2 separate regions of the Mus musculus genome follow, and region 2 is linked to region 1. The links are chromatin loops, found by intact Hi-C in ENCODE. Cell type or tissue: heart. All regions are shown on one strand. Each heading gives the region's core, and the rest is flanking DNA. Links, peaks and the distances in the headings are about the cores only.

Region 1 (16,294 bases), core at 3,642-11,641:
CAAGAGTTGCCTTGGCCATGGTGTCTCTTCACAGCAGTAAAACGCAAGCTAAGACACTAATCCATGCACCAAATCTAATCATCATAATACCTGTTTTGTATAGCTTGCAAATAAAGAATATTTTTTTAAAACTTTGTTATATATATTTCAAGAAAAAGTCAGTGAAATTTCTATCAGGGAAAAGTTACACTAATCAGCTGCTAATAATGAGTCACTGTGACAGGGATAGTAAGACCCTGACTGTACACTTTCAGTATATTAACCACGCAACAGATTCTTCAAAACATTCAACATACCCACTCATACCTACTTATACAAAAATAGTTTCTAAACTGTTTCCTCTCATGACTTTGATGAAGACGACTATGAAATTGGTAAATAAAGCAACATAAGTACAGCTCAAAGCAAGAGAAACTACCTCAGTAAGTACTCAGCATATACTGCAGGCTCTGGCAAAATCTGCTCTAAAAACTCTTCACCTTCATCTCCCTTTGATCTCAAATATTCACAAAGGGTGCACCAGTACAGAGCAATTTCAGGAGTTAATGTTTCCACTGGAATCAACTTCCTTTACATGCAAGAGAATAAGAGAAAACATTATCTTTACATGCAGTTGAAAAACAGAACAAGAATGGACATAAGATGAAGATTTCTTTCAATTACTAAGCTGTTTAATTACTAAGTCATTAATTTCCCCACCCAAAAAGAATGAAAAGAAAAAGAAAAACAACTTAGCCTGAAAAAAGGCAGAAGAGAAAGCTTCAGATGAGTCAACATGGTTTTTGAGTGGATGTAGTGCAAAAATCAAAGCTGTAAAATGAAAGGGCACAACTAAAGTAATGCCTGACATAAAGTACTAAGTCCTTGTACCAGAGGGAAGAAAAACTCTCATTAAAGAGAAGAGGGACAGATAAAAGGTACTGAGGGAACCTAAAAATACAGGAAGACAAATTCATCTTAAGTGCATAGGTTCAACTTAAATCCTCTGTACAATTTAAATAATGAAGTCTTTATATACCTGCCATCATCATTTTTACAAATTCCCACCAGCTCACTGAGAGGAGTCATTGAGAATAAGGAATGGAGAACGGAGACTGCTACATCAGAAGAATTTTCCACATCCAACCGATGAAGAAACTCTAGAATATTCCCTTCAGTGAAACGCAACCAGCCTTGGAGAAGATGCTTCTGCACTGCTTGTTTCACAGCATCTGGGGAGTCAACTAAACAGTTAACTATGCGCATTCTAGACCCTTTCCCCCCATGGAAGCCCCATCCTAACTGTTATCAAATCATTGTTAACACTGAACTTATAATTCAAATCGAAGTTATAGGTAGAACAAAGCATGCTAACAAAAAAGATGCAGTGCTACTCAAGTCATGAGAATGCTTATTTCAAAATGCAAATGGAGTTCAACAATTAAAAGCCAAACTCCTACATCACCTATGGAAAAATGTCTTTATATTGTCTCCTCAATGAACATCATGCATCAGAATATGTGAAATCTATCATTTCACTTGTTGACTGACCCCAAATATTACATGAATTCTATTTGCAGTATTGAATCACAATATACTTTACTAAACAAACTTTATTTTTATCATTTAAGAAGTGATTCTCAGCCCTAATACTGTGGTCCTTTACTACAGTTCCTCATGCTGTGGCAATCCCCAACCACTAAATTATTTTCAATGCTACTTCATTGCTGTAATTTTGCTATTGTTATGAATTATAATGTAAATATCTGTGTTTTCTGATGGCCTTAGGTGACTCCTGTGCAAGGATTGTTCAACACCCAAAGGAGTCACAACTCATAGGTTGAGAACTGCTGATTTAAGGGCATCCTAGTCAGTCCTCTGACAATACTCAAATTCAACTGTGCTTTCTTGGTATAGCGAAACTGAAACTAAATGGCTTCATAGGAGTTAAGAATTTTTAGACCATCCTTCAGAAAAGCAGATTCCCTAGTTTAACAGAGGAGAGGGTGGGGCATTATACTGGTCTGTTCATTCCTAATTGTTTCTGATACACAGAACACATTTATGTTAAGTTATAGAAAAACAGGACAGTACTGTTTAAAAAGATGAGGTAAAAAGATTCTATCAGATGTTTGCAGAAGTAAATGCATAAGATTTAGAATAGCCTTCCCCTCCCTAAAGCACAGAAGTCTGAAAGAAATGCCTTGCTCCTTCAAAACACCAAGATCTTTAACCCCAAAATGTTTCAATTTATTTATGGAAATGATACCTTTATTAAATTCAAGTCTCATTTCAAAATGAAATGTTTACAAAGATATGTATCTTACCTGATCTGTCATTAAGACCTTGTTGAAGCAGCAGCACTCTCTGAGCAATAGACATAGCTCTCATATGAACTTTTTCAGCTAACACCTTAAAAAGGTAAAAGATGGCCATTAATCTCAATACACTTTAGAGATGTCTTACTTATGAATACTACATTCTTCTGTAAATTAACCCAAGTTTTAAATTGTCTGTTAATATGCTTAATATAAGAATACTCTAAGTTACCTATATTCTTCAAAAGTCCTAAACTGAAAAAAAAAAAGAAATCACTGTCACCAAGTTTTTTCCAAAATACCATAAAATGGTTCATCTTTCAAAAACATGCCTTACAGAAGATATTGAACTTATTTACCTGATAAGCCAGCTTTCTGACAGTATCCTTTATATCCTTTGTACGTCCTACAATTTTTGACAAAGTCTTTGCTGATGGTGCAATACAAGATAACACTGCACGTCTAACTTCTGGATTTGAATCATTTTCAATCACATTAACATATGCTAAAAAATAAAGCAACGCATTTTAACATTAATAATGTTAAGTCATAGAAGTTCCACATTCTTTCATTTTTAAATAACAAAGATATTACTTTTATATATTCACTTCTAGCAAAAAAACTAGCATTTCCTTCTGAAAATAAAACTTTAAATTATTAAATGTACTGTGATTAAAAATTAACCCCAAAGGTCAGATGACGATTAGAATAGGTAATTTATTTTAAGTTGATATGGTTTTATATAAGGACCTATTATTTTGATTTATTTTAAATTTTACTATAAAATGTTACACACACACACACACACACACACACACAGAAATTAACCAGACCCAAAGACTATACAGTTAGAAGAGCTATTCAGAAGGGAAACTCTGAAGGCTCACATTTAACTTTACACTTTAATTTGAAGAATGCACAGGTTCATGTGTTTAATAAACTTTTACCATTGTTTGAGTATACGCCTCCTATATTAAAAAAAAACTGACTATAATAAAAGAGTATGCCAGATTATACTGGCAGTCATTTCATACCTGTTTAGTGGATCTTTAGACTGCACCAGAAGCTACACTGAGTGATTAAATTTTATCATCCATTTGTCCAAGTATACACTTTTAACATTACAAAATCACCTAGTGATAACACTTCTCAAAATGTAATACAAACCTTAAACAACTCAAGATGATCAGATGCTAAATGTATGAAGCTGGGTAACAATAACAATTACTAATAGAGCACCAACCTTTAAAATGTGCTAAAACTAAAGAGAATGTGGATCACTGCACACCTTTATGTTCCATTACTGACAATATTAAAAGTAAAAATCTTCTTTAGAATACTTTATCACCTCCCCTAATAGAGTAGAACCCATATAAGTCTATCTCTAAGCATTTCATCTATGTACCAAAGGCTGAGTAAGAAAAGTCCTAGCACTGATTTCTTGTTTTGTTTCTTTGGGTTTTTGAGATAGTTTCTCTGTGTAACCACGGCTGTCCTGGCACTCATTCCACACTAGTCTGGTCGTAAACCTAGGAGATCTGCCTGCCTCAGCCTTCAGAGTTGCTGGGATTAAAGGCATTGCACCACCATGCCCTGCCTCTAGCACTGTTCTTAAAGCAAACAACTACAAACAACTAGAAGGGCCACCACCATTCAGAATAAAACTACATAAAACAAAACATTAAAATATCGCAAAAAATAAATATATATCACCCTAAATGAATGCTAAAATTAGGAATAAATTTGAGGGGAAAAAAGACACAAAAATATAGTTTGACTCACAAAAAAATGGCAAACAAAATTTAACAGAGAAAAACATGTGATTGTTTAAAATGTAATTTTTCATGTAAACAGGGCAATTAATTCAAAACTCACTGTAATTATTTCTACCTCTGAAAGAAAGAATACAACTGAAGAGCAAGGCAGAGGTAAAAGTGCTGATGACATTCTTTCATGTTAAGTTGTTGGATTGATACTTAGATAACACACAGACATATATAATTAGTAAAAATTCAATACTAGCTTAGGAAAACGTATCTATTGGTAGAGTACTTGCTGCAAACACATAAGACCTGATGTTCTGATGCCCAGTATTCTCATGGAAACCAGCCACAGAGGCATGCACATATGATCTTAGTACTGGGAATAAGAACCTGGAGACTCCTGGGGCTTACTGGGTAGCAGTCTGAGTAGATGAGCAGAGATGCTATCTCAAAAAACAATTAAGAACATCAGATTATAACCTCTGTCTGCACACAAATGTAACACCTATACACTCATGTATACAAATGCATAAAATCTAAATACTGAAAAAGTAACAAAGTCAACATTCTGAAACAAGATTTAGAAAACCATACATACCATCAACTACTGGGCAATCATCGTCCTTGGGATCTTGGAGTCGAGAAAGAGCCAAAACTGCTTGTATTCTTACATTTGGAATCTTATCTTTCAATCTAATTAGCATGGCTTCATTAATCTTATCAAATAAGTCATCATCAATTTGGGCATTTTCTGGCATATTCCCAAGTAGTTTATTAGTGAGCTGGCACACTCTAAATCTGACTGCACTGCTGTTTGCTTCATGAGACTACACAGAAAAAAATCAAAAGTTACTCCAAGTCACATTCCACTCTTAAACAGCCAGGACCATTTTAACTTTATGTTCAAAATTAAAAGTTGGCAATATACCCAGGTAGATAGTGTAGGCCTACAGTACCACAGTGAAAAACAACAAGTTCAAGGCCTGTTCGGGCTATGTCTTAGTCAGGGATTCTATTCCTGGACAAAACATCATGACCAAGAAGCAGGTTGGGGAGGAAAGGGTTTATTCGGCTTACACTTCCACATTGCTGTTCATCACCAAGGAAGTCAGGACTGGAACTCAAGCAGGTCAGGAAGCAGGAACTGATGCAGAGGCCATGGAGGGATGTTCTTTACTGGCTTGCCTCCCCTGGCTTGCTCAGCCTGCTCTCTTTAGAACCAAGACTACCAGCCCAAAGATGGTCCCACCCACAAGGGGCCTTTCCCCCTTGATCACTAATTGAGAAAATGCCTTACAGCTGGATCTCATGGAGGCATTTTCTCAACTGAAGCTCCTTTCTCTGTGATAACTCCAGCTGTGTCAAGTTGACACAAACTAGCCAGTACAGGCTACAAAGTAAGCTCAAGGACAATATGGGCAACTTTAAAAAATCTTCTCAAAACAAAGTAAAAAGATAGGAAGATCAGTATACCAACATGTGTAAAGTTAGGTTTAATCCCTAGTACTATGGAAAAAAATAAAAATAAGACAATAGCAACTCCTTACTTGCAGAGACGTTATATTGTATGTGCATACGAGGCAGATGTTATACTCTCAAATAGGCTGAAAAACTATTTGCTGTCACAAAATAAGCCTATCCCTCTCTATAGAATTTCTTTAACTTAATCGCAGAGAGAGGACATTTACACCAAAAGTGAGAATTTAAAGTTAAATTTTTAATGCTGGAGTTATCCTTTTATCTTAATGACAGTTGAGGTTTCCAGAAAAGACTTATCTTATTCACATACATTTTCTCTATCACTGATATTTTACTGTGGAAAATAACAAACATAGCTAAATATATTACTTCCCCAAAGTAGTAGCTTTTACAGTACCTGTAAGAGAAAAGTAAACAAATAATTTAAAATGCCACCATCGTTCTCTTCCTCCTCTTCTTCCTCATCAGACTGGTGAAATGAAGTAACAAACTTGGCTGTGAAGTCCATGACCCTCTCCACGGCAGGTTCACGCTTATATACCACCATAGCATACTTAAGGTAATGAATAAACTCCTCCTGAAAAGCTGTTTTATCATCCATCTGAAAGAGAGAAGAAACGCCTCCAGAAGCTGCATTAATAAAAATTCTTTATTCCCAACACTGCCATAATACTGCTGAAAGTGTTACCCTTAGGTTAAACTCTAAGGTTTCTTAATAAACTATCAATTATCCAAATCAAGGAAGGGAAAATATATCCGCACAAACTTCTCTTCAGTATATAATTTGTACCTCTGAGAAAACACAAAGCATAAATCTGAACAGTGCAAAATTATCTCATTTTTCTCTCAACGCCTTTGGATTATCGGTATTTTTCTTACCGGATTAATGCAAAACAAGCTTCGCCATAAATGACTCAAAATCAACAGCTTTGTGTTTATTTTACTTAGGCCTTCCTAGCATCCGTCAATTTCCTTCTGTCATAACTTACACATTTTGCTCCCTACCCTTGATCACTTTTATATGTCCTTAACTTTCCGTGAACTCCAAAACAATGTATCTTCCTCACATTCGCTGTCCAGTAATTCCCCGCCGCTACACTCGACACACAATTGCCATGTACGGGAAAGACTGGGTGCTTATGGTTTCCCTAGCTGGTGAAATGAAGGTGGTTTTAAAGCTTAGGAGTTGGTTGAAACAACTTCATCGATTGCCTGAGATGAACCAGAGACCTCCAAGGAAATAAAGGCGTCTGAGATTCCCTGCGCAGATCAACAAGTCACTGAGGAACTGAGGATAACGGATAACTCCCCGCATCCCCTGGCGGGATGAGGATGGAGAAGACGGGTGACTGCGTGTGGCCGACGCCGGGCGTTCTGCTCACTGGCTGTGGCCGGGAGACCTCGGGCGAGCCTCGGATCCCATCCCTCCGTCGCGGGGCGCGCAAGGGCAGAAGGCGAAGCCCGGAAGCCGAAGCCAGGCCGCTTACCGCGCCGTACGTGCGGCTCAGCGCCACCACCAGCTTCGCCTGGTTCTGGTGCGGCTGCTGCGCCAGCTGAAACGCCTCCTTCACAGAAAGCCGCTTCTTCTGCGCTGCCATGGCGCCGGGACGGGAACTGCCCGAGAGAGACTGTGGTTCGCGATCCGAGGAGGACTCAGTTTCCCGCGGCTTCCGACACCCTAGCCCTGCAAGGCTCCGAGTGACGGGTTAGCGCCAGAGTTTTCAAACAACTATCGCGGGAGGATGAGATCTCGCGAGACTTCCGCCGGAGGGAGGGTCGGAGAGCGGAGACCTGAGGGTCCCGGAGCTGACTCCACCCTCCGCTCCGCCCCGCTGCTGGGACGCCTGGGGTGTGGCCTGCCGCTCTCCCAATAGGAAAAGGTGTTTGTATGGGAGGCATGGGCGGGGCCGGAAGTAGTGCTGTGGAGGAGCGCGCCTGAAGTGGGCGTTCAGCTTTCTGAATTAAACTGGTGGCCTTCGGTGCCTTGCGGGATCTTGTGGTTGGGAGTGAAGGGAGAAAGCGGAGGACTGCCGCAGCGACTGGCTGAGAACGGGTAAATCCCGAGCGAAGGAGTCGTTTGGGAGATGTCGTACGGAGCCCGCCCGGGGCTTGGGGATGTCAAACTTTCCGAGGGCGTCCTGGACGAGGGCCTCCGCAGTCCTTCGGACCCCGTGGGTCCGGGCGGGAACTGCCCGTCCGCGATGAGACAGTCTGGGGGACTGGGAAGAGAAAGGCAGGGTCAGTTTAGGCTGCAGCCGCTTGGAGATGCTCCAGCGTGACGGATGTGCTTGACAAATCTGCCTAACAACTCTGCTAAGCAGAGGAGAACGCAGACAGTATAAAAGGAATTTGGGGGTCTTGACTAAGATCGCGTGCTGGATATATAAAATTATTTCTAAATGCCTCACCTGGGACATAGGACATACCACTCCAAAACCGGGAAACTTACTTGGTGTGTTGCTTGATGACTTGGGAAACATAAATGCAGCCACCTATTCCGTCTGTACTGGAAATCTACATTGGTGACACGTATCAGGAAGAGGGCTGCCTCCAGACTATGTTGTTCTGTAGGTACTCTGGGAATCCCTAGAGGACCTGGGGAGATAATGATTCATGGGTAAAGTGCTTGCTGAACACACATGAGGATCTGAAGTCACATGTGATATTTCACATACAAACACCAGATGTTAACATTTGTATGTAGTCCTAGCACTTGAGGGTGCTGAGAGCCAGACAGTGGATCTTAGGCTCATTGATCTGCCAAAGTAGCAAGCTTCAGGGTGGCTGAGAGCCTTTCTCAAACAGTAAGGTCTAAAGTAATCAGTGAAAACACTCAATGTCTGTCTCTGACCTAAACATGCATGTACCACACATACAAGATAAATAAAACTTTAAATAAATGATAATAAGATGAGAACCAATATGTGTGTGTGTGTCATTTGTTTTTTATGTAAACAGACAAACTAAAACTTAGAACATATTAATATTTTGTGACAATCTGTGACCTTTCATTTTAGGTGCTTGCTGCCTTTATTGTTTTGTTGATTAAAAAAAAAATGTCTCATGAGTATTTTATCTAGTTATTTCAGTATCAGTGAAATATAAGGAATCTGACCACCAGAGGTCAGTATGACTATGTTTTGATTAGAGTTGTGGATTTTAGTAACGAATGTTGTATGGATTTGGTATGCTTTGGACATCGTAATCGTGGAACTTTTCCAATATGCTACATTAAATTCATACAGCATAATCTCATTGTAAAGCTTACATAGTTCTTGACTCTTACTTTTATTCTGTGAGAAAGAACAAATACATATAGGAATAAATTTGTGTCTTTGATAAGCTTAAGAAAATAACAAAAACTAAACAATGTACACCATAAGGTTCTTGGATTCCAAATTTTAGATAAGTAATTCTTGAAAACAACTATACGGGAAAATGTTTAGACTAGATGTGCTTAATTTGTTTTGTATATACATGAAATATAAAAGAAAATAGCAATATAATTAGTGTATGTAAAGTTTGTATGTCTTATACCTCTTGTTGATTTTTTTAACATGCAGACTCTTTGAAATGAAAACAACAAAAATATAAAAAGACAGGAAAATTAAAAGCTAGCCTCTCCTGTCTCAGTTAAATACAGACCTGACAGACTATAACAAAGTACTCTTTTCGAAATGAAGCAGATTATATAAACTAGATTTGAGAACACTTTTATGTTTGTTGCTTAAAGGTAAAGTTAGAAGCATTTTGCCTTCTTTTGCTGTAGAAGCAAATACTCCCTTTATTCCTCTGTTCTTGGAAAGTTGGTGTCTTTATAATATTCATTTATTCTATGTGAGGGTATGGAATACGTAACTGTACTGGCTAGTTTTGTGTCAACTTGACACAGCTGGAGTTATCACAGAGAAAGGAGCTTCAGTTGCGGAAATACCTCCATGAGATACAACTGTAAGGCATTTTCTCAATTAGTGATCAAGAGGAAAAGCCCCCTTGTGGGTGGGACCATCCCTGGGCTGGTAGTCTTGGTTCTATAAGAGAGCAGGCTGAGCAAGCCAGGGGAAGCAAGCCAGTAAAAAACATCCCTCCATGGCCTCTGCATCAGCTCCTGCTTTCTGACCTGCTTTTGCGTTCCAGTCCTGACTTCTTTCAGTGATGAACAGCAATGTGGAAATGTAAGCTGAATAAAACCTTTCCTCCCCAACTGCTTCTTGGTCATGATGTTTGTGCAGGAATAGAAACCCTGACTAACACTGTGGTCTTCGTTCTTCTTGAGTTTCATGTGTTTTGCAAATTCTTAGAATTGGGAACAAAACACCCATGAAAGGAGTTACAGAGACAAAGTTTGGAGCTGAGACGAAAGGATGGACCATCTAGAGACTGCCATACCCGAGGATCCATCCCATAATCAGCCTCCAAATGCTGACACCATTGCATACACTAGCAAGATTTTGCTGAAAGGACCCAGATATAGCTGTCTCTTGTGAGGCTATGCTGGGGCCTAGAAAACACAGAAGTGGATGCTCACAGTCAGCTATTGGATGAATAACAGGGTCTCCAAGGAAGGAGCTAGAGAAAGTACCCAAGGAGCTAAAGGGGTCTGCAACCCTATAGGTGGAACAACAATATGAACTAACCAGTACCCCTCAGAGCTCGTGTCTCTAGCTGCATATGTATCAGAAGATGGCCTAGTCAGCCATCATTGGAAAGAGAGGCCCATTGGTCTTGCAATCTTTATATGCCTCAGTACAGGGGAACGCCAGAGCCAAGAAATGGGAGTGGGAGGGGAGGGGAGGGTATGGGGGACTTTTGGGATAGCATTGGAAATGTAAATGAAGAAAATACCTAAAAAAAAAAAAAAAGAAAAAAAAGAAAGAAAGAAAAAGAAAAAAAGAAGAAACCCTGACTAAGACAAATTGGTACCAGAAGTGGAATATTCCTGTGACAACCTGACCATGTTTTGGGGAAGACTGTGGAAGGACTTTGGATCTTTGGGCTAGAAGATCCATTCAGTGTAAGAGCTCTGTCAGATGTTGTGTAGGAGCTTGGAAGATAATGTTGAGAACAGTGCAGAAGATGGAGGCCTGGCTTGTGAAACTTCAGAGGGAAAATTAAAGAATTTTCGGGGCCATTGTTACTTTGGTTGTGAAGATTCTGTGGTTCTGGTTAGCTGGGGCTGAAGAATCAGCTCTGATTAACAAGATACCAGAACTAGTAAAGTGAAACCTTTGTATTACTGGGACTATTGATGCTGGTTAACTGGAGCTAAGAAATTAGTGATGATTAAGAAGAAACCACCATCATTGAGGTGACATCTTCTGGGAAGTGTTTTTTGAGAGCACAGAGGCTATGTTCCAGAGATAACCAAGGTTGTACCTTGTGCTACAGTGGGACTTGGTAATGTGTAAGAATCACCCAGGTGGTACTGGTTTTGAAGGCATGAAGGGGTGACGCAGAGCAGCTGAGGCTCGGCAATGTGAGAGGCCATGGAAGGCCATTGGTGCAGCCTCAGTTGCAATTGAAGGCCCAGGACTGAAGGGGTCATGCAGTGTTTTGGAGATGCCAGTACCATGAGATGACCACCAAGAGCAGCAGCAGTGGAGTACAGGCATCTGGAGCCTAGAGGATGATGTGTGTGCTACAAAGAGAATGGCTGGAGAAGTGACAAAAGGCCTTGGAGGAGCCCAGAAGATGGTGAGTTGGATCCCAGACATTGGACTGTTGGAGATTGATTTTTGCTTTTGATTGTGACTGTGCCCTGAAATTTTCCCTCTTGAAGGAAGAAACTATTTAGTGGAGCCCACAGTTAAGAGACTTTTAATTGTAAAAAGACTTTGGATTTTAAAAGAGATGGAAGAATATGTAAAGACGGTGGGACGTTTAAAGTTATTTAGATCTTGGGGATGAATAAGAATGTAAAGGTTGAGGCTTCCTAGTGATGTGTTTGTGTGTCAAGTTGACAAGGGGTCAATTGTACGGGCTAGTTTTGTGTCAACTTGACACAGCTGGAGTTATCACAGAGAAAGGAGCTTCAATTGAGAAAATGCCTCCATGAGATACAACTGTAAGGCATTTTCTCAATTAGTGATCAAGGGGGAAAGGACCCTTGTGGGTGGGACCATCCCTGGGCTGGTCATCTTGGTTCTATAAGAGAACAGGCTGAGCAAGCCAGGAGAAGCAAGCCAGTAAGGAACATCCCTCCATGACCTCTGCATCAACTCCTGCTTCCTGACCTGCTTGAGTTCCAGTCCTGACTTCCTTGGTGATGAACAGCAGTATGGAGGTGTAAGCCGAATAAACCCTTTCCTCCCCAACTTGTTTCTTGGTCATGATGTTTGTGCAGGAATAGAAACCCTGACGAAACATTAACCTATGTCTTTTAAGATACTTGTTACTCGTTGGCTCCCATGACCTTAGTAGACTTGGGTGTTTGGGGGTTTTCCTGTGAAATTGTTATCTTTATTTAAAGACTTGACTAAGTTTTCCAATAATACGTCAGGCTGTCAATCATTAAAATTTTGGTCAGCCTTATTCGCCAGGGTCCCAAGCCAAACAGTCAGATACCTTGGGAAGGAAGTGAGGGTGACATCAGCAGGGGCCAAAACCTGATGACTTCTGGCAGTGTTACTATCTATTGGTATTCAGGGGCCAAACACTTATGGCTTCTGCAAGTTAACGCTTGCTGATAGCAGCAGAAGAATTAAGAAACCCTAGTTACCTGGGCTCTGTAGTCTTTGACTCAGGCCACTTGCTAACAAGACAAAAGGCTTGGAGTTCCTTAACTCTTCATGAGCCAGAGAGAAAAGGAAAACACAAGAAAGGAAAGAAAGTCGGGCACTGACACGTGCATACAGAATGAAGCAGTAAAGACCTACACCACCACTTTATTGTTCTTAGTTTTTTCCTCAGGATAATTGATCACATGATTTTAAAGCATTTTTACATTCTATAAGTTCATAGTAAGTTTAAGGCAATAGTTCATGTCATAGCTCAATAAAGGTTTAAGGGGTTACAGCAGAATTGTTTATATGTCTTTCCATTAAGACTAGTATCTGAGTAAAGATTATCTTTTTCTAGAACCATAAATTCATTAAAAGTTTAAAGCAATAATTTTTATGTCATAAGTTAGCATAGTTTTGTCAAGAGATAAATCTTCTGCTTCGTGTTTATTTTGAAATCTTGTATAGATAGACTAGTCCATTTTCTGTCCTTGTACCGATTCCCAGTTTGTGTTCTTTAGTTACCAGATAGTGACCTCATCCCTAACCTAGAAGGAATATTTTCTGAGATTGTAAATATGTTACACGCCTGTTTTCTTTGCCTAATGCAATTAGCCCTTGCCACGTGAAGGTTTATAGAGCTCTCTTTGCAGCTTTTATGCTACAGGGGGTTTAAAATTACTTGTATCAACTTAGTTCTAGGAAATCATTATCAGGTATTATGAAATTATCAATTCATCTACACAACATTACTACATGAAAGTGCATTTTCATGTTGTTCTGCAGGAAATTTGTCCAGTTGAGTAGGAAAGGTGCATTTTCATGTTGTTCTGCAGGAAATTTGCCCAATAGTGTGGGCTGATGCTCAGGAATCATTAGGCTATGTAGTGGAGGCAGGACATATATATCAGCAGTGAGAAACAATTCTGGGATGAAGTCTCTGAGGACCTTGCATTTCAGAGCACACCCATCACAGCCATGCAAAATGGTGGGCCATTTCCAGAAAACGAATTTGCTTGCCATAGCTTTTCCTAGATGATTTCTGACACATGCTAATTGCAAAGTTATGGTTTTTTTCTTAGGTAACCCGTACTTGAAAATAACATTCTAGTCACTCTGTTAAGTATTATTTAGAGCTTTGTAAGTAAAAATTAGCTTACCTTTATTTGATTTGCCACTAGAGTTACATTTAATGTGTTTTCCTTTAGAAGGAGCTGGTGAATATTTGTGCTTCCCCCACATTCCAACTACTTATATAAAATTGATCATATGACAACTACTTCAGATATCACTACAAGAATCAAAAAATCTACTACCAGGACAGGTTCCCTAAAACATCACAACAAACACATCTAAAGGCAAAAAGATCAACCCTTTATTTAGAGTTTGGGGCATAAGGGATGTGCCCTTACACCAATAATTTGGGGTGAGGGGACAAACTGGTCCAGAAATCAACAAAGGAATGAAATAGCTCAAACTCTTGGCCAGTTTTGTGATTGTAAGAGCTATTCACAACAGCAAAAATCTTAGTCTATAAGATAAAAACGGGACCTGTCGCATCCACCCCAACCAGCAGGAAAGACGCAACACCACACATTGTCCTTCTTCAAGCAGGTTTATTCAGGAACACTTTGCATTGCAATGCAGGAATGGGAATCTGCCGAACAACCCCGGGACACGCCTTTAATACCCTACTGACTCCTCCCAATCACCCCAGTCACATAACAGCAGTCCATTGGTTCACAGCAAGTGACAACACCTCAGGCGAGCTGACAAGGCATGGCGTCTGTACAGTGCAGGCGGCTGAGATGTGGCTAAGTCTGCGGTAATGAGGAAGTCAGGCGCAGGTCATAAGACCTGGCAGCCGTCCTGGGTGCCATCTTTGGGCAGTGGCCGCACCTGCTCCTCACATCCCCCTTATTTATTATTTTGGCAGAGAGAATGCCTGTCTTAGATTGCCCCCTACGATAATGCTCCTTACCCGTCATCGGGAGGACAGACAGCAGTGGTCTGGTCCTGTCTTAGGTTGGTAACACCTCCAGGGAGTCTTACCCATCATTGACTACTTCTCTAGCTTGCCAAGCCACACTGGAGGAGATTATCCCAGCTCTAGGGCTGCAAAAGCCTGAATCAACAGTGCCTGCACACGGGTATGCCTTTTTTTTTTTTTTTTTTTTTTTGCATACGGCAAATGCACCACAGGGCCATTACTCCTGTGGCAACGCAGATGATTGCCAGCCCTCCTATGCCAGCCCATTCCTTGAGGTGCGATATTGCTGTGACGATGTGAACAATGGGCTGTTAGAGATCTCTCAGCATACCATCAAGTTGACATGACCAGTTCCCTGTGCGATCCACTCACATCAATACATCAACTTGTTCCTGCACTAGATCAACTCTCTGATTTAGCTCCTTGCTTCTGCACCCTGTCACCATCATCAGTATTCCCAGGAGAATCAGCATCACACATCTGGTCATCCTTCAGCACTCGAGTCAGTTGTTCAGGTACCCACAACGGCTGGCGGCAGTCCTGGGGAAACACACAAACAGACCCTCTTGCCCACACCAACACTGGATCTGGCTCATGCCATTGGCCATCCAACATGTCCTTCCATATAACAGTTCCCTTCTGAGATGCATCAGGATTACTGAATCTCTCTGCAGCAGTACAATCAAATGTATCTTTATTTAAAAAATTAAGAGTAAATAAGGCTATAGAAAGGTGTTCCCGGGGAGTCGCCCCTAGGGCAACTCCCCCTTTTTGTTTTATTAAGCATTCTTTTAAGGTATGATGAGCACGTTCAATTATTCCCTGCCCCTGAGGGTTATAGGGTATACCATGTACAAGATGAATGCCCATCATCTTACAAAAGCTAACAAAAGTATTGGAAGTATAAGCAGGACCATTATCAGTTTTTAATTCTTTGGGTTGACCCCAAGTGCCCCATGCTTCAAAGCAATGTGCTATGACATGACGGGCCTTTTCTCCAGTATGCAAAGAAGCAAAAATGACTCCAGAGGCAGTATCAATTGAAACATGAATAAACTGTAATTTTCCAAATTCGGCAAAATGGGTAACATCCACCTGCCAAACGTGTAGGGGAAGTAACCCTTATGGGTTAACTCCAAAGGAGGGTTGAGGTAATAAAGGAGCGCAGGCCTGACAGGCCTTGACAATCTCCCTGGTCTCTGCTCGGGTGATCCCAAAGCGAGAGGCTAATGTTTTAGAATTTACATGAAATTTAGAATGAAAATCACGAGCAAGGTCAAGGGCAGGACATGCCAGAAATACAGCAGCTTGTGCTGCCTTATCCACTATGTCATTACCCTCAGCCAATGGACCTGGTAACCCAGTATGAGCTCGGATATGCTGAACAAAGAAGGGGGAGGATCTATGCAATAGCAAATTTTGTAATTTACTTAATAAATCCTCAATGCTGGACCTAAGATTCACCCTACCAACCACCTCCAAGATAGCAAGAGCATTAACCACATATTGACTATCTGATATTAAATTAAAGGATTCAGAATACAATTCAAAAACTTTAATCACAATCTGTAATTCTATAACTTGCAGTAGAGGCAGGGGTGGGAGATTGTAAAACTATAGGCGCAGAGCCTTGAACTAAATGGGCCCCACATCCTGACTTTGATCCATCTGTAAAAATTAGAGGAGCCCCTTTCAATTGTTACTCGAGGGGTAATAACAGGAAAAATTACCAGGTGAGCTTTACACAACTGTAAAGTAGGATCTTTGGGAAAATGATTACCTATCTTGCCTAAAAAACTGCACCTTAAAACTGCCCAGTCATCTACAGTGGCAGACAACAGTTCAACTTGTCTACTATCATATGGCACAATAATTTCATCAGGAGGGGTACCAAAATGCTGCACGCATTGCTGTAAACCCAGCAATGCCAATTGGGCAACTGAGGCAGGATAATAGGATAACACTTTGTCAGGGGAAATTTTAGGATGGATCCATAATAAAGGAGCCCCTTGCCAAAGGGCCCCAGTAGGTTGATTTTCTGATGGC
Region 2 (16,294 bases), core at 3,689-11,688, 180 kb after region 1:
AATTTTTTAAAAAAAAGTTAACCAGTTATCCTTTCACCTAGGAATTCAATTCCCAATTTTTTATTCAAGAGAAATAAACATGAAAGTTATGTCTCCATTTTAATCCATAAAATGGATTTTAAAAAAATCCCACAACACAGTATGAAATCATGAAACTTTCTTGAAGGTGAGGAAAACAAGCCTCAAATGTAACTCTGTCTGACTTTGTGTCTAGCTGCTGGTGGGCTCGATTCACTCCCCTGAGCACAGAGGTCAATTGTAGGATCTTGACTTGTGTTGGTCAGGGTTTCTATTGATGAGATAAAACACTACAGCCATAAAGTAACTTGGGGAAGTTTATTTCAGCTTACACTTTTAGGAAACAGTCATTACTGAGGAAAGTCAGGACAGGAAATCAAACAGGAGTCTGGAGGTAGGAGCTGATGCAGAGTCCATGAAGGAGTGCTATTTACTGATTTGCTCCTCATGGCTTGCTCAGCCTGGTTTCTCATAGCACCCGGGACCACTGGTTCCGAGATGGCACTGCCCACAGTGAGCTGGGACCTCCCACATCAATTGTCAATCAAGGAAATACACCACAGGGGATTTTTCTCAAGTGACATTCCTTCTTCCAAAGTGACTTTAGCTTGCACCATCAAAGTGATATAAAGGCAAGACAGCAGACACTATTCTTTTGGCTGTACGTCCCATGAGTCCATGACAAAATCAGAAATTACCTGATATGGACCTTGGTTTTACTACTGGCACTTTTGAGGTTTTTTTCAATGATTTCAGCGAATCTGGTTGGTGTCATCTCATTGGCTGGAGACTCCATCAGATGACGGGCCAAGTTCTGTCCAGAAGCAAAGAGGACCCCTTTCTCCCAGGCCTCGAGATCACCGCTGTGGAAGAAAAGAGTTACTCTCAAAAGACCTCAAGTACACTGACCTTTCTGCTGCTAATTGAGGCACTTATCTTAAAAAAAAAAATTAAGACTACGAACAAAAAAATGATTGCCAAAGACCTAGATCCATCCCTAGGCCCACCCCACTGAGGAAGTAAGATAAATCTGACTGAGCAGTCCACTTCACAAATTTCCCCTTTGTGGTGCCTTTAATCCCTGCACCTGGGAGGCAGAGGCAGGCGGATCTCTCTGAGCTTGAGACCAGCCTGGGTTATAGAGCAATTTACAGGGTAGCCAGGGCTACGAAAAGAAACTTTGTGTCAAAAAAAAAAAAAAAAAACAAGAAGCGAGACCTGACACCCCCCCCCCCATTGTGTGTGTGTGTGTGTGTGTGTATGTGTGTGGTCTGATAGGTATTTGAAGCTGTAAATCTACCTGCAAAGGTTATGCAGTGATTCCTACCCAAGGTCCAGTCCTCTGCAGAGATGACCATCCCAAGTACTCACTGGGAAGTCAGCAAGCAGCAAAGATTCAGATGGGAAATTGGAGGCTCTCCTACCTTACTGTGCCTAATCAAGGCTCTAAATCCCAACCCACTAGACAGCAAGGATTGGCTTTAGAAGAGAACACACAAAGGTGCATGCTGCATGATCCTAGCGCTTTGACAGCAGTTAATATGGGCAACACGGAGACAGACAAAATAATAGCTGGCATCTCAGAGCAGTCACCACGTGCCACCCACCTGGCTGGCACATTTTGTCTTTGGATCATCATACAAACTATGAGATCAACCACGAATGATGGCACATGCCTGTACTTGCTGCACTGCAGAGATCAAGGCAGCAAGACTATGAGTTCAACACTAACCGAAGGCTATATAATGAGACTGTCTCTTAAAACTCAACACTCTACACCAGGATCACAACTCTTCTACACAAAAAGAGAAAAAAAGGCTGGAGAGATGGGTCAGTGGTTAAGAGCACCGACTGCTCTTCCAGAGGTCCTGAGTTCAATTCCCAGCAACCACGTGGTGGCTCACAACCATCCGTAATGGGATCTGATGCCCTCTTCTGATGTGCCTGAAGGCAACTAGAGTATACTCATATAAATAAAATAAATAAACCTAAAATAAAAAGGAAGGACTATAGATTCGGGTCACTTAACTGAGGTTCCCCCACGTAAGTGATAGAGACAGGATTGAAACGTGGGTGACTTTCTAGAGAACCTTCATTCCCAACCCCTCTTTAACAGACACTAACCACCATTCTGTGCCAAGAGCAACCCGCTGGCATCACAGCTCCTGGAACTGAAGATCTCTCATTGTCTAGCCCTGACAGCACAGACCAGTCCCTTCAAGACTGGAGTAGGGCTGCAGTCATGGGTGGTCAGTTATCTTCTGAAAGCATCTCCTGTCATGGTAAAGGTGGAATGCTCTCATCCACACAGGTCTAATGTTTAGCATGTCAGCAGGTGTGAGTTCAATGGGAAGTATTGGATTAAAGCTCATTAGGATATTCTGTCAAGTCATCCCTCCTTCTGGGAAAAGCCAACACTGTGAATGCTTCTTAGTGACCAGCAAGTACAGAAAATTCTCAGGAGCCACAGAGGATTCACACACATGACAAGTGCCAGGAGTGGAGCTTGGGGACAACTATCACACTGTAGAGAGAGCTGAGACAGTAAGCAGGAGACACACAAGCCACTCGGCACTGCTGGACCCTGAAAGGCAGGCAGCTCGTCTCTCCAAAGCATGCTGTCAGAATGCCTGCCTGCGAGTGCCACCCATACCCTGGTTTCCTCCCATCACCTTCCGTGGAGCTTCGCCGACACAGCCACCTTCTTCTTCTGCTTCAGGTCATCGTACTCATAGAGACCAAGCACAGCTCCTTCTGCAGCAGCTTGCGCATCTCCACAGGGATCCACCTCCACCGACGGCAGCTCCAGGTCTTGGACCTGCCTGCATCCCGCTTCAGACAGCAGAAGCAGAAAACCGACCGAGTCAGCACAAAGCAGGGGCACGCGGTGGTGTGCCAGGGGAACAAACTGGCAACCGTCGTCTGCTTCTAAACTTTCATTTCTCCTTCTATAAAGTGCGGATGGTATGTGCCTCACTAGCCGAGCTGAGTACAGAGGTCAAAGGCACAGAACCTCTCTAGGGGCGAGACCATCAGTGAGAGGCAGACACTGCCATGAGTATTTCAGAAGTGCCAGCGTTTCCTGACAAAGCTTCCCAATCACCAGGAGCTGCCAGATTAAAGGGACCAAGGAATGATGGCGTTGAGCTTTCAGCCAAGCAACCGAGCAAAAGCCATCATCAACAGCATTTATTAAAATTGTGTCAACAAAGACTCTCAAATAAAAGTTAGGCATCGCTACTTAACTCTGAAAGTAAACTTACTAAGCATTTATGATAATACCCAGGCCAAGGACTAGTCAAGCAAATTACTGCTGCCTCAGAGTGCTTCTCCGACTGCATTTGGGGCAGTTGTCCTGTGGGAAAGGCTCTCCCCGCTGCTAAGCAACACAGTGGCTCAATGACATCGGCCTCATTTCCCCAACCCACCTATCAAGCCAACTGGGACAGGCCCTTTTTGCTAGCAATGAATAAGTATCCCACACTCTGTTCCTCTTTTCTCTAGTTTGTAAATCTAAGGGTTCTATGCTATCTACAGTCGGGCAGCACTGTGGTCGCATTACAAAATGGAAAACTGTCTACACATCACAATTTCTGATAGAAGATATTTCTAAGAAGAAATGGAAGCAAACCTCCCAAGAGAAAGCAGAACATACTAAAAATGACAATGTCACAAGCTAGCCTCTGTGTCTAGGTAAGGTCAGACACATCTCTATACACTGAACTTGCTGAGCTGTTGCACGGGGGCAGGGTAAGGCTGGTGGCAGTGAGTGGACAAAAGGGAACGAGCCCTCGAGAACCTTCAACTATTAAACATAACAAGCAAGCCAACCTGCAACAGCAGCTCTGATGTTTTCTTTGCCTTCGTGCCAGTTTTCCTGGTCATCAACTCCAGCCGATCGCTTGCCAAGGCCGACCACCACCACGCTGGGGAAGTCCTGGCCCACAAACACACCAAGTCAACCATCAACCACTATGAACGTTTAAAACAGCTCCTCCAGAAAGTTACACAGAGCTGGCAGAGAGCCACTCTAGGTTTAACAAACAGGAGCCCTGTGTGTTGGTAAGTACAACAGATGTGAGAGGCAGAGTGAGGTAATCCTCCAAGTTACTCTGCATGGGGTGGTGCCTCCCCTCCACCCTGAGGAACACGAGCCAGAGAGACAGCCATTCTCCTTTCTGACCATAAGGAGTGCTTTTGCTTAACGGAAGCACCAAAGTGCTAGCCAAACTGCGCCCACAGGGAGGTCTCAATGTGGATTCACCAGACCACCATGCCCTTCACTTCATACCTGATGCAGACCATAGAAGGTTCTGGTTTTGCCTGCTTTGAGAGGAGGTCCAGATCTAAAGGAAGAGGAGACGGTTGTTTTAAACATGCTCTCTTGGTGAAGGACCTAAGCTTCTGCAGACACTCTTGGTAACTGCTTCTATTCTGGGATTCACTGATGGCTTTACAGAATGGATACAGGCTAGACTTCTCAGATGCAGCACTTTCACCTCAAAAAGTACCAAGCCAACATCCAGGCTGGATGGAACAGGAACACTGATTGAAAAACAGAGAAGCCAGGCGTGGTGGCTCATGCTTGTAATACCAGAACTTGGCAAGCTGAGAGGAAGGTCGAGATGGCGTGAGTTTAGGGCCAATCTGGACAGTGTAGTGAGTTCTGGCTCAGCCTAGACTACCGAATGTGGCCATGACCTCCTTCTTCTTTTTTTTTTCAAAAGAGAAGGCAATCCTATGGATAGGTAAAGTACCCCTCTTGAGCACTGGATGGTGGCTGTACTAAATGGTGGGAACCTTTCTACTAAAAGAAATACCATAAAACAGCAAACAAACAAGCAAACAAACAAACCCAGAGTGGTGACCAAAGCCACAGACTTGACAGCACTGTCTTCAGCACAGGTGTTTCCCAGACTGTTTACTGAGATGAGAGATAGCAATTTCCAAATAAAAGAGGTATTCTACTGAAGCCAGAGACCAGGAACACAGAGGCTGAGGCCCCACAGTAACCCTGCAGGGAGGCCTCTGCACTCTGGACTCTTAACAGGTTAGCTTCTGGGTTAAAGATTTAGGTCCTAGTGAAGGCTGTGTACTAGTAAAGAACTAGCAAGCAAGAGGAGGTACAAGTCCTACAGTGTACTTACAATGTATCAGATAGAATTGCTATAGCTATCAGGTGATGCCTGGGACCCTCTAACATACAGTCTGTTACCTGAGTGACAGGTCGTTAAAGGGGCTTATGCTGCTCTCTCTATTTCTGCCAAATGTGGTTAGCAGATTAAAGTCTTCCTACTTCCTCTAGGACCTTGCTAATCTAGGAGAGAGAGGTCAGATCTCAGGCCATCTCCAGATTGACTGAATTTCAGGCTGTACACTTGCTAATCAGATGACCCACCCACACTTTACTTTAACATTTGAAAAGCCTTCAAAGTCCAGCCATGAAATAAAAGGGCAGGACCTTAGGCTGTTTTTAAATTACTCAGTTAAAGTGCATTTAGAGGCTGGTGCCAGACAGGAGAGTAGGAGTTGTGAACCTGAGCCTTGGGAGTGGGCTGAGGAAATCTATTCCTTTCTGGATCCGCGTCAATCCTTCACAATAGGTTTGTGACTGGCTAGAAACCACATGACTTCCCAGAACTGCAGACCCACCCACACTCAAACAACTGCCCAGCTTCTTCAAGAACATACTTTCATTTCCAGAGAACCTGCTGGTCAGGGTTCCATTAAGTTTACCTGATACAAGGAGAATACTCTCTTTAAATCTTGGGGCCTTTAAGAACTACAACCCCGCCCTGTTTTATGGCAAATACATTTAAATCCAGAACTCCAGGGAATGAGGCAGGTGGATGTCTATGAGTTTGAAGCCGGCCAGCCTGATCTACATAGTTCCAGGACAGCCAGAGCTACACAGCAGAGACCCTGTCTCACAATGCAAAATACACACACAAACAAAAAGGAACCCCAATTATAGTAACACTTACATGTTCAACATTTCCCTCAGCTTTCCAGACACCAACTTATTAAAACTCTCTCCCGCACTTGTAAATTGTGGCAGGTCATCATCTTTGTCTTTGGCATAAATTCCTAAAACAAGGCCCTGAAAAAAAAAAAAAATCAAGAAAGATAAATACAATCAGAGTAGATCCCCCAGAAAGCATTGGCTGTCCAGATGCAGAAGGGGCAAGCAATCCCATTAAAACTGTCTTTTTCCGCAGAGGCCAAGAGCAGAGCAGCAGCCTCCACCGCAGCAGCTAAAATCCCTACCAGGGCAAGACTGGAACTGGGTTATGTGAGACATCTTGGGCCAACCCTAAACCTGAAAATCACTTGTTTCAGATCTACTGTCTCAGGGTTCGGTCGTTTAAAATACTTGTGTTTTGACTCTGTCCACTCAAGGGTTAGCTGCAGGACTTCCTACAGACATTCAGAAGTGAGTGAACACTCAGTTTTTGGAGTGCTTCAAATTTCAGATCAGGGATGTCCACATTGTTTAGTACCCTGTCAATCAGGGAAAGTGTGTGACTTTGCAGAGAGGGCAGAAGAAGCAGGGCCTTCTGCCAAGCACTTAATGGTGTGGCTCCACATTTCTGTCACACGCTCCCCGCCCCAAACACCTGAAATAAGGATGTAAAACCACTGCTCATCATTTGACTTCACAAGGCAATTTACGACTTTTAAAATACTGCCTCCCTTACGGCCACTTCAAGGAGTACTTTTCTCTCATTTGCCAGATAAGGAAACCTAGTCCCTGACACTGGAGCTCCTGCGTAGTTAAACTTTGACAGTGCACATGCCTTCTTTCTGGTCAGGGCCCTTTCCAAAAAACACCCCAGGTACTCCGGACCCATCTTTCCACTGAAGAAAACAGGCGTCCTTAGCAATGGTAAGTGCTAGGTTCTAACTTTCCCAAGATTGTTCATTCTGGGGTTCCATGAGACCAACCTGGGACAATCCAATGTTACCGGCCAGGGCTGGAAAGGTGTCTGCCTAACTCCTCTGCTATCTGTGATAACTGCAGGCGACCTGAGTTCAAAGCTCCATCTGGAACATTCCTCCCTCACCAGGTCCTGGAAGTATGACCTGGAAGTACTCCAATGAGCCCTTCCAGACTTTTCCCATCTGAGGGTCCTTCATAATTTCTCAGACTATGGAGAAGACCCTCTTCCAATTTCAAGATGACCTCTCTCAATAAAACCCTTTCCCCTAAAAGGACAGAAACCCAATCCAGCAGTTTCCTCCCCCAGGGCCTTCCACTTCACTTCAGCGGGGGGAGGGGTCCAGGCCCTGTGACTGGCTACTCTGGAAGCGTAGCAGGCTTTGGGACAATCCTACCGTCGTCCTTTCTAGGGTCTCTGTGAGAACTAAAAGAATTGGCGAACTAGGCGCGTGTAATTTTTCAGAGCTCAGTTAGAGGAGTCAGTAAACACTGGTTAGGTGGAGTGAGCGGTTCTGCTCAGCCTTCAGAACCCAGCACTGTCCAGTTAGGAAGAAAGGACGCGCCCTCGGCAAACAGCATCGGCCGCCCTCGTCGCAAGCCGGGCCCAGGCTGGTGTCCTGCAAACCCAGGGAACTTTTCTGTTCAGCTCATTTCTGCAACTTGATGCGTCCGTCCGACACATCGCGGCCTGGATACGCCGGGTCACCCTGCTGCCCGCCGCCAGGGCTCGCGCGGCCGCCCGAGAGCGAGCCGCCTCCACTCACCTTCGTCATGTCTGCGGTGGACAGACCCCGATCCCAGAGACCTCTCACTCCCAGGCGGCGGAGCGCGACTCGCGCGGCAGCCGGAAGGGGCAGCAAGTACATCTTCTCGGCTCGGCCCTCGGCGCCGCCCTCCAGAGAAGGAGCACGTGGCGCGTGGCAGGGCGCGCGCCTGGAGGCGGGACCTCCGGGGTCGCCGGACGCGCGCTTGGAAAGCCGGACCTGTGCGGGGCCTTGGGGGCGGGGCCGTCGGCAACTGGGCGGAGACCCGCTACTGAGCCTTAGGGAAGGGCGGCAGGCCCTTGGGGGCGGGGCTTCTGTTCTTGCGGGCCGGCGTCGTGGGCGTGGTTTCTGCGGGCTCAGGGGCGTGTCGGCTTGCTCGTGCTCGCGTGGGAAGCCTGAGAATTTGGTTTAAGGCAGTTTAACAGAAGTATGTCAATTTTATTTAACAAGTTTGTGTATACATGGAAGCCCTTACAGGAAAATGAGGATCCTGAAAGTGATCAGGTCCAAGTGCTTATATTGAATAGTAAATAGTTATGAAAAAGTAACTAAGCATAAAGGAAAACAAAAAGAATGTAATAATTAGCTAAATAAGGTTCATTTGGGCAGATTTCTAGCTTCCTTAACGCCTCACCTCGGGTAAAAGTATTTGGGGTAGCAGTAGTTTACATGGTGGTTTGACGTTCTGCTTTGGGGTTTGGGAGACCCAAAGATGGCTCTTCTTGCATTTAGTTCTATTCAAGTGCCTTTTAGGTGCAAAATATTGATGCTCAAGTGGCATACTTTAATGTAGCATATCTGCCATCCTTCATTATCCAATAAGGGCAAGAAGTACAGTGATTACAAAAACTGTTTTGAAGAGTGTCTTATGTAGACATCCGGATATGGGCCATGATTGTCCCCATTAGTAGCCCACCCTCACTACTGACAAGGCTCATATTTTAAAGCTTTGGTCAGCAGCTCTTGGTCAGCAGCTCGTGGTGCTGCAGGGAGGAGGTGGAACACGTAGAACATGGGACCTAGTAGAAAGAAGTTGGGAGGTTTCAAGGAAAATGCTGTGATCCCAGGACCCGGCTGCCTGTCTCTGATTCACCACAGATGAAGAGGCATCCCATCGTATGTGTTCAGCATAATTGCTATGCTGGCCCTAAACCCGTGCACTGAATGACCACGGGAACCTCTGGAGCTAGGAACTAAAGTCTTTCCTCTTTTTAATTTGACAGCTTCAGAAAGTTTTGTCCTGGTGATAAAAAGGTTACTAACGTAATAAGATCAAGTTCCTTCTGCCTTTTTTATTTTGTTTAAGGACATTTCTTCCACAAGAAATGCCTCCAGACCATCCCACTGTGGGTTTTATGTCTCCTACTCCCAAAGCAACCTGTCTCAAATTGCTAATCACCTGTATCCTGCTCGTGTGTGTGTGTGTGTGTGTGTGTGTGTGTGTGTGTATGTGTGTGTGTGTAGGACGTGGCTTTCACTTCTGTGTATTCATGCCAAAATCTAGCATCTAGTCCATATCTAGGGCCTATGCAAACAAGGTGCTCATAAATATTTGAATGAAAGTATGATCAAAGTCCAGTTGAGGTTGCAGCATTTAATTAAAGACCAGGCCAGCTGCCAGTGGGATTTCCTGATAATAAACTGCATGAGAAGTAGAAAGATAATTAAAGGGACATCGGGATCAGGAAGCGCATAGGCTTGGCATGGGGTGGAGACATCAGCCTGCTCCTAATAAAAAAGAAGATACAAAGACCAAGTCTCTGGTTTAAAGAGAATCTTAAAAGGCAAGAAGCCCATTTACTGTGGATGAGGGAGTCAGCAGGGAGCCAGGAATGATCTTCATAGAAGCTGCAGGGAAAGCTATGCTTTAATAGATGCACCAGTTAAACCCATTAAAGCCCAGGCACCAAAATGTGTGTGGGTCAGCTTAAGGGAAGGAACCAAAGCACTTCCCCTTTGGGGTAATCCGACCAAGAGTGAGCCAAAGTCCGACCTCCCAGCTTCTCTCCCTGTGTCTTCCAAGGATCTATGGCTCCTGTTTCCTGGCTTGTCTGCAATCTGCCTGTTGTTAGGAGTCTGAGTCTGTGTCCGCCTCAGTGCCGTCTTGTGAATTTATCCCTCACAAAGCTTTTAGCTCTCTCTTAATGAGCAATGCAGAAAGCGTCACATGGGGGAAGGGAGGGGGCTACTTTACAGAAATCTTTTGCAGTTTTACAAGGAACTGAACTTTGCTGATTCCACCTGACCCAGGAGCCTTCAGAAGACTAAGGACAATAAGGCAAACTCTTGCAGCCTATATCCAGGTTGAACAAAGAGGCTGATTACACAATAGGACATAATTCTGAAGTCTTAAAAACTTTCAAGTTGTGCTAACTTGGCAATGGGGTCCAGCAAAAGTTTCAGTCTCAGAATGTAAGAAAGCTTTTCATAATAACTTATCACCACAGAGAGACGATGCGTATTGGTGTCCAGGATAAAGAAAGAGCAATAGTGGGGAGATCACAAGTGGATAATTATTGTCACTCATACATTCCGAAAGGTGCTGAGTCTGTGAATTGTAACCCTCATCTTGATCTTTCCTATTACCTTCCCGTAATAGAAGCTTAAAAAAGAAATACAGTGTTATCCAAACAAGACTATACTTTCTAAATGAGTGCAGGAAGGGTGGTTCTGTGGTTCTAGGTCAGAGGAAGGAATGCAAGTCCATTGCCACCTCCAATTATGTTCCCACCCCACCTGTCTACTCATCCAGTCATTTAGAAATATTTATTTAAAGATGTGGGTAGACAGATTAGGAATATCAAACTCCGTTAGACATCCAAGTGGAGATGAGAGAGCTGGAGATGAAGCTTATCGGTAGAACACTTGACTAGTATCCCCAAAGGCCCCTGTTTTCATCCTCATCTTCTGAGAACCAGAACCCCAGTGGCAGCCTTCCCTGGCCGCCTGCTCCCATCTCCTGGGAATCCCACAGATCTTCTCTTCTTTTTTGAAAGTTGACCTTTTATTTCTTTTTCTTTCCTTCTTTTCTTCTTTCTTTCTTTCTTTCTTTCTTTCTTTCTTTCTTTCTTCCTTCCTTCCTCCCTCCCTCCCTCCCTCCCTCCCTCCCTCCCTCCCTCCCTCCCCCCTCCCTCCCTCCCTCCCTCCCTCCCTCCCTCCCTTCTTTCTTTCTTTCTTTCTTTCTTTCTTTCTTTCTTTTTTAGATCTTCTCTTTCTAAACTCACTACACACACTTCTTGATTTGTCCCAGACCCCAAACCCAGCAGGCACACTCTGCTAACCCATGAGCCACGTTTCACAGGGCAACAAGGAGGCTGAAGGCAGACCCACACTCTCCTACTGTTCCTGAGATCCAGTCCTCTAGTTTCATCCCCAGCTCTGTATTGATCTCCCTATCCTTTTTGACCCCATCCCTAACAGATCATAAAGACCTTCTCTCTTAACCTTCCTTCCCCACGTCATCCCAGGATCCTTACGAGCAGGTATTTCCTGTGAACACACCAGCTGAGCAGGCCAGGAAATCAGGCAACACACAGCCTTCATACTCTCCAAAACTACAGAAAGGAAACAGAAACCAAGGAACAAAAACACCCACGCAACAAAACCAGAAATCAGCACCTAGATCTGTTATCTTCTTAAATCCAGATGCCTAGATGCCAGCATAAAAACACAATAAAAATGTCCAGGGCAATATGTCTCCACTATACCCAGCTATCCTACCATGGCAAGCTCAGAATATTACAACATATTTGAAGCACAAATAAAAGACCTTAAAACCAACTATATAAAGATGATTGAGGTACTTAAGGTCATCTTTAAAGAGGAAAGGGCTGAATCCCTTAAAGAAATTCCAGAAAACACAAAAAAGTGGAAGAAATTAATAGAATTGTTCAAGACATGAAAACGGAAATAGAATCAATAAAGACAACAAACTGAGGGAATTCTAGGAGTGAAAAATTTAGGAATTCAAACAGGAACTACTGAGGCAAGCTTCACCAACAGAATACAAGAGATGGAAGAGAGAAGCTCAAGTGTTGAAGATAGGCTAGAAGAGACGGATACATCAGTCAAAGAAAATGCTAAATCTAAAAAACTTCTGACACAAAATATCTAGGAAATCCAGGACACTATGAAAAGGCCAAACCTAAGAATAAACGTGTAGAAGAAAAAGAAGAATTCCAGCTCAAAGGCCCCCTTCATGATAAAAATCTTGGAGAGATTAGGAATAAAAGGGACATACCTCAATCTAATAAAGACAGTTTACAACAAGCCCATAGCTAACATCAACTTAAATGGAGAGAAACTCAAAGCAATTCCACTAAAATCAGGAACAAGACAAGGTTGTCCACTCTCTCTATACCTATTCAACATAATTCTTGAAGCTTTAGCTAGAGCAATAAGAAAACTGAGGGAGATCAGAGGGATACAAATCAGAAAAGAAGTCAAAAGTATAGTTAATTGCAGAAGATGTGATAGTATATATAAGGATCCCCAAAATTCTACCAGGGAACTTCTGCAGCTGATAAACACAACACCTTCAGAAGAGTGGCTAGATACAAGATTTAACTAAAAAAAAAAAAATTAGTAGCCCTCCTACATACAAATAACAAATAGACTGAAAAAGAAATCAGGGAAACAACACTTTACACAGTAGCCTCTAATAATAGAAAAATATTTTGGGGTAACTTTAACCAAGCAAGAAAAGGACCTGTATGACAAACACTTCAAGTCTTTGTGGAAAGAAATTGAAGAAGATATCAGACAATGAAAATATCTGCCATGCTCAGGGACTGGTAGGATTCACATAGTAAAAATGACCATATTACCAAATGCAACTACTGATCCAATACGATCCCCATAAATACTCCAACACAATTCTTTACAGAGCCTAAAAGAACAATTTCCAGCTTCATATGGAAAAACGAAATAACACAGAAGAGCTAAAACAATCCTGAATAATAAAAGAATGTCAGAAGTCTCACCATCCCTGATTTCAAGTTCTACTACAGTTATAGCAATAAAAACCACACCATATTGCCATAGAAACAGTCACACTGATCAATGGAATCAAATTGAAGACCCTGACATAAATCCATACACATATGAGCACTTGATTTTTAACAAAGAAGTCATAAATGCTGGAAAAAAAGAAAGCATCTTCAAGAAATAGCTATGGTCAAACTAGATGTCTTCACATAAGAATAATAAAATAGATCCATGCGCACCACCCTGCAAAAAACTCAAGTCTCATTGGATCAAAGCTTTCAACATAAAACACACTGGATCTGTTAGAAGAGAAAGTAGGGGATAAACTTGAATGCATTGGCACAGGAAAGGACTTTCTGAACAAAACACAGATAGCATAGGCATTAAAATCAACAATTTCTGTAAGGCGAGGGATGCTGTCAATTGGATAAAACAACAGCCTCCAGAATGGGAAAAGATTTTTACCATTGCCACATCTAATAGAGGACTTATGTCCAAAAAACATAAAGACCCCAAGAAACTAGACATATAAAAACAGATAATGTAATTTTAAAATGGGGTACAGATCTAAACAGATTTCTCAATAGAGGAAACTCAAATGGCTGAAGAACACTTGAAGAAACGGTCGATATCTGTGGTGGTTTGATGGGTTCGGCCCCCATAGACTCATGTGTTACAATGGTTGGCCATACGGTGTGGCACTATTAGGAGGTATGGCCTTATTGGAGTAGGTGTGGCCTTGTTGGGAAGAAGTGTGCAACTGTGTAGGCAGGCTTTGAGGTCTCCTATATTCAAGCTTCACTTAGTTTGGAATCAGAGCTTCCTCCTAGTTGCCTGTGGAAGGCAGTCCCCTCCTGCTGATTTTTGGATCAAGATGAAGAACTTTCAGCTCCTCCAGCACCATTTCTGTCTGCATGCTTCCTGCCATGATGATCATGGGCTGAACATCTGAAACTGGATGCCAGTCCCAAACAAATGTTTTCCTTTATAAGAGTTGTCATGACCTTGTTGTTTCTTCACAGCAGTAAAAACCCTAATCAAGACGACCCTAACCATCAGGGAAATGCAAATTAAAATGGCTTCTAGATTCCATTTCACATCTGTCAGAATGGCTATGATCTCAAACACAAGTAACAGCTCATGCTGGAGAGGATGTGGAGCAAGAGGAACGAACACTCGTCCATTGCTGGTAGGAGTGAAAACTTTTGCAGCCACTATGGAAACCAATATGGTAGTACAACAGAAAGTTGGCAATCAATCTACTTCAAGACTCAGCTATACCACTGTTGGGCATATTCCCAAAGGATGTTCCATCCTACCACAAGGATACTTGCTCAACCACATTCATCGTGACTTCGCTCATAATATCCAGAAGCAGGAAGTCGCCTAGATGCCCCTCAGCTGAAGAATGGATAAAAACAATGTGTTAATTGACACACTGGAGTACTGTTTGTCTGTTTTTTAAAAAGTGGCATTATAAAATTTATAGACTAATAGATGTAACTAAAAAAAAAAATTCATCCTGAATGAGGTAACCTAGAGTCAGACAAAAATGATGTTTATTCACTTACATAGGGATATTAACAGTTAAAGAAATGATAGCAAAGTAAGAATCCAAAGACTCAGAGAGGTTAGATAAAAAGGAGGGAGAAATAGAGTGGATTCATGGGTGGACTAGGGGAGGGTGCGGATGGAAATGAGGTGGGAAATTGGGTTGGGGAAGATTCTGTGGAGGGAGAGTTTGAGGAGAGTCAGGTGGAATTGAGGGACATTCAGGGGTGGTGTGAAACCCTGGTGCAGTGGAAACTTGAAGACTCCTAGAAATGGAGGACACCGAGTTTCAGCTGGCCATCTCTTGTAGCCAGGTGAGGATTGCATTCAATTGAGTTGTTGGCCAAAAGGGTCCCATAGAAATCCCCAAACAACCCATGCTATTGCTAAGGCAAAGTGTTGCTTTCTGCAAAACGACAGGGGTGGGCCCATTGCTGAGGACAACACTCACACAATTCACTGAACACAATTCACTTTAAATCAGGTTGGTGCATACATGGAACCTTCACTCTGACCTTTTACACTCTTTACTGTGGGAAGGTACTCTGCTGGCTACTGAAAGAGAAACATGGACACCAACCCAGTCACTAAACCTTTGATCTACTTTGTGTCCTGACTATAAAATATGCCTGAACAGTGATGGCATAGAACTTAGGGGGGTAGTCAACCAATATCTGATTTGATGTAAGGCCCACTCTATGAGAAGGAATCTGTAACTGACACTGCTTGGGTAACCAAGAACTGGAGACTAGATAGCCCAGAGACCTAGGGCAACATCAAAGAAAAGCAATAAAGTGATTCCTAATGATATTCTGCTATAGTCATAGATGCCTTATCCAGTCATCATCAGAGAGGCTTCTGGCAGCAAATGGGAACAGATGTAAAAAATCCACAGCTAGACATTATATAGAGAAAGAATCTAAGTAAATTGGAGGTCTTCATCCTTTCCTTCAGAGTTCAGGGGATGCTGCAGAAAAGGAGACAGAAGGATTTTAAGAGCCAAGGGTCTAGAGGACAGCAGGAGAACAAAGCACTCTGAAACACCTAAGCAAGGCACATATGAGCTCACAGAGACTGAAGCAGCAAGCCCAGGGTATGCCAGGTCCTCTGTCTCTATATTATAGCCTTTGATCATTATACATTATATGTAATACAGAGTAACTTGGTTTCTGCTACTTTGTAGGTTCTTCTTTTTCCCACCCTTTATCCCCTAGTTTAACCCCCATCACTAGATAGAAGAGAAAGAAGGATAGAGGGAGAAAGAGAGAGATCCCTGAATCTAATTTCTTTCCTTTTGTTTCTTCTTCTTTAACCACAGCTACTAGCAAACCAAACTTTAACCTCCCTAAATGACCAACAACCACCACCACCCCTCACTTCGGGGCCCTAGCATTTATATAACCTCTGAAAATTTCCCAGAATTCCAAACATCATGCACTTGTAGAATCTTATCTGCTGCTGGCAAAACCATGCCTCTGCTACAGCATGAGGCAAATCATCCATTGCTCAGCTGCTGTGGGCAGTCTGAAGCCCCACATTCCTACACCTGGGATTAAAATGAAAGCACATTTTTATAAATATTCCTGTGGGTTTTTTTTTAAAGAAACCAAAATTGTCACTACACACACACACACACACACACACACACACGTTGTATATTATACAATATCATAGACAATTATATGACATATACAATATATATTGTTGTGTATTATAAATATGTAAAATTATATTATACATGTGTATATTATAGCTAATAATTTAGTGTTTTTATAAGATGCCTGATTATGAGAGTGAATGGGTCTCTGACTCTTGTATTAGCTCTTGGGGGTCTTCTCCTTTTGAGTTATCATTGCCTTAGTTTGACATGATAATTTTTTGCTTCATCTTATTATATATTATTTTGTCATGTTTGGTTGTTATCTCTTAGAAATTTGTTCTTTCCTAGTGAGAGACAGAAAGGGAGTGGATTTGAAGGGAGAGGAGAGGAAACTGGAAAGAGTAGAGGGAGGGGAAACCATGTTCAGAATGTATT

What was found. Hi-C counts contacts between places; a loop is a spot of excess contacts. Peaks named below come from ENCODE experiments on the same cell type or tissue, not always from the same donor. Only the 100,000 strongest peaks of a DNase experiment are listed, where the experiment ranks them.
Region 2: a loop joins it to region 1, with 3 times the contacts of the local background. A loop is called at or near these places in 9 of 42 quality-filtered maps.

Annotation. Positions count from the first base shown.
Region 1 is chr5:45,660,866-45,677,159 of GRCm38, reverse strand. It overlaps Ncapg (non-SMC condensin I complex, subunit G), which reads right to left and starts at 7,235. Exons shown (of 21, transcript NM_019438.1): 1 at 7,027-7,235; 2 at 5,937-6,140; 3 at 4,659-4,887; 4 at 2,657-2,802; 5 at 2,307-2,391; 6 at 1,019-1,211; 7 at 419-568. The coding sequence starts at 7,137. It overlaps 1600023N17Rik (RIKEN cDNA 1600023N17 gene), which reads left to right and starts at 7,452. Exons shown (of 1, transcript NR_073433.1): 1 at 7,452-8,459. In heart, for the core only: a CTCF peak has its summit at 8,646 (motif pointing right); a DNase peak (open chromatin) is centred at 7,369; H3K4me3 peaks cover 2,718 bases; H3K27ac peaks cover 1,762 bases.
Region 2 is chr5:45,484,990-45,501,283 of GRCm38, reverse strand. It overlaps Lap3 (leucine aminopeptidase 3), which reads right to left and starts at 7,910. Exons shown (of 13, transcript NM_024434.6): 1 at 7,723-7,910; 2 at 6,003-6,118; 3 at 4,310-4,364; 4 at 3,850-3,955; 5 at 2,691-2,850; 6 at 717-881. The coding sequence starts at 7,824. In heart, for the core only: CTCF peaks have their summits at 7,584 and 7,797; a DNase peak (open chromatin) is centred at 7,883; H3K4me3 peaks cover 1,823 bases; H3K27ac peaks cover 1,365 bases; H3K27me3 peaks cover 1,293 bases.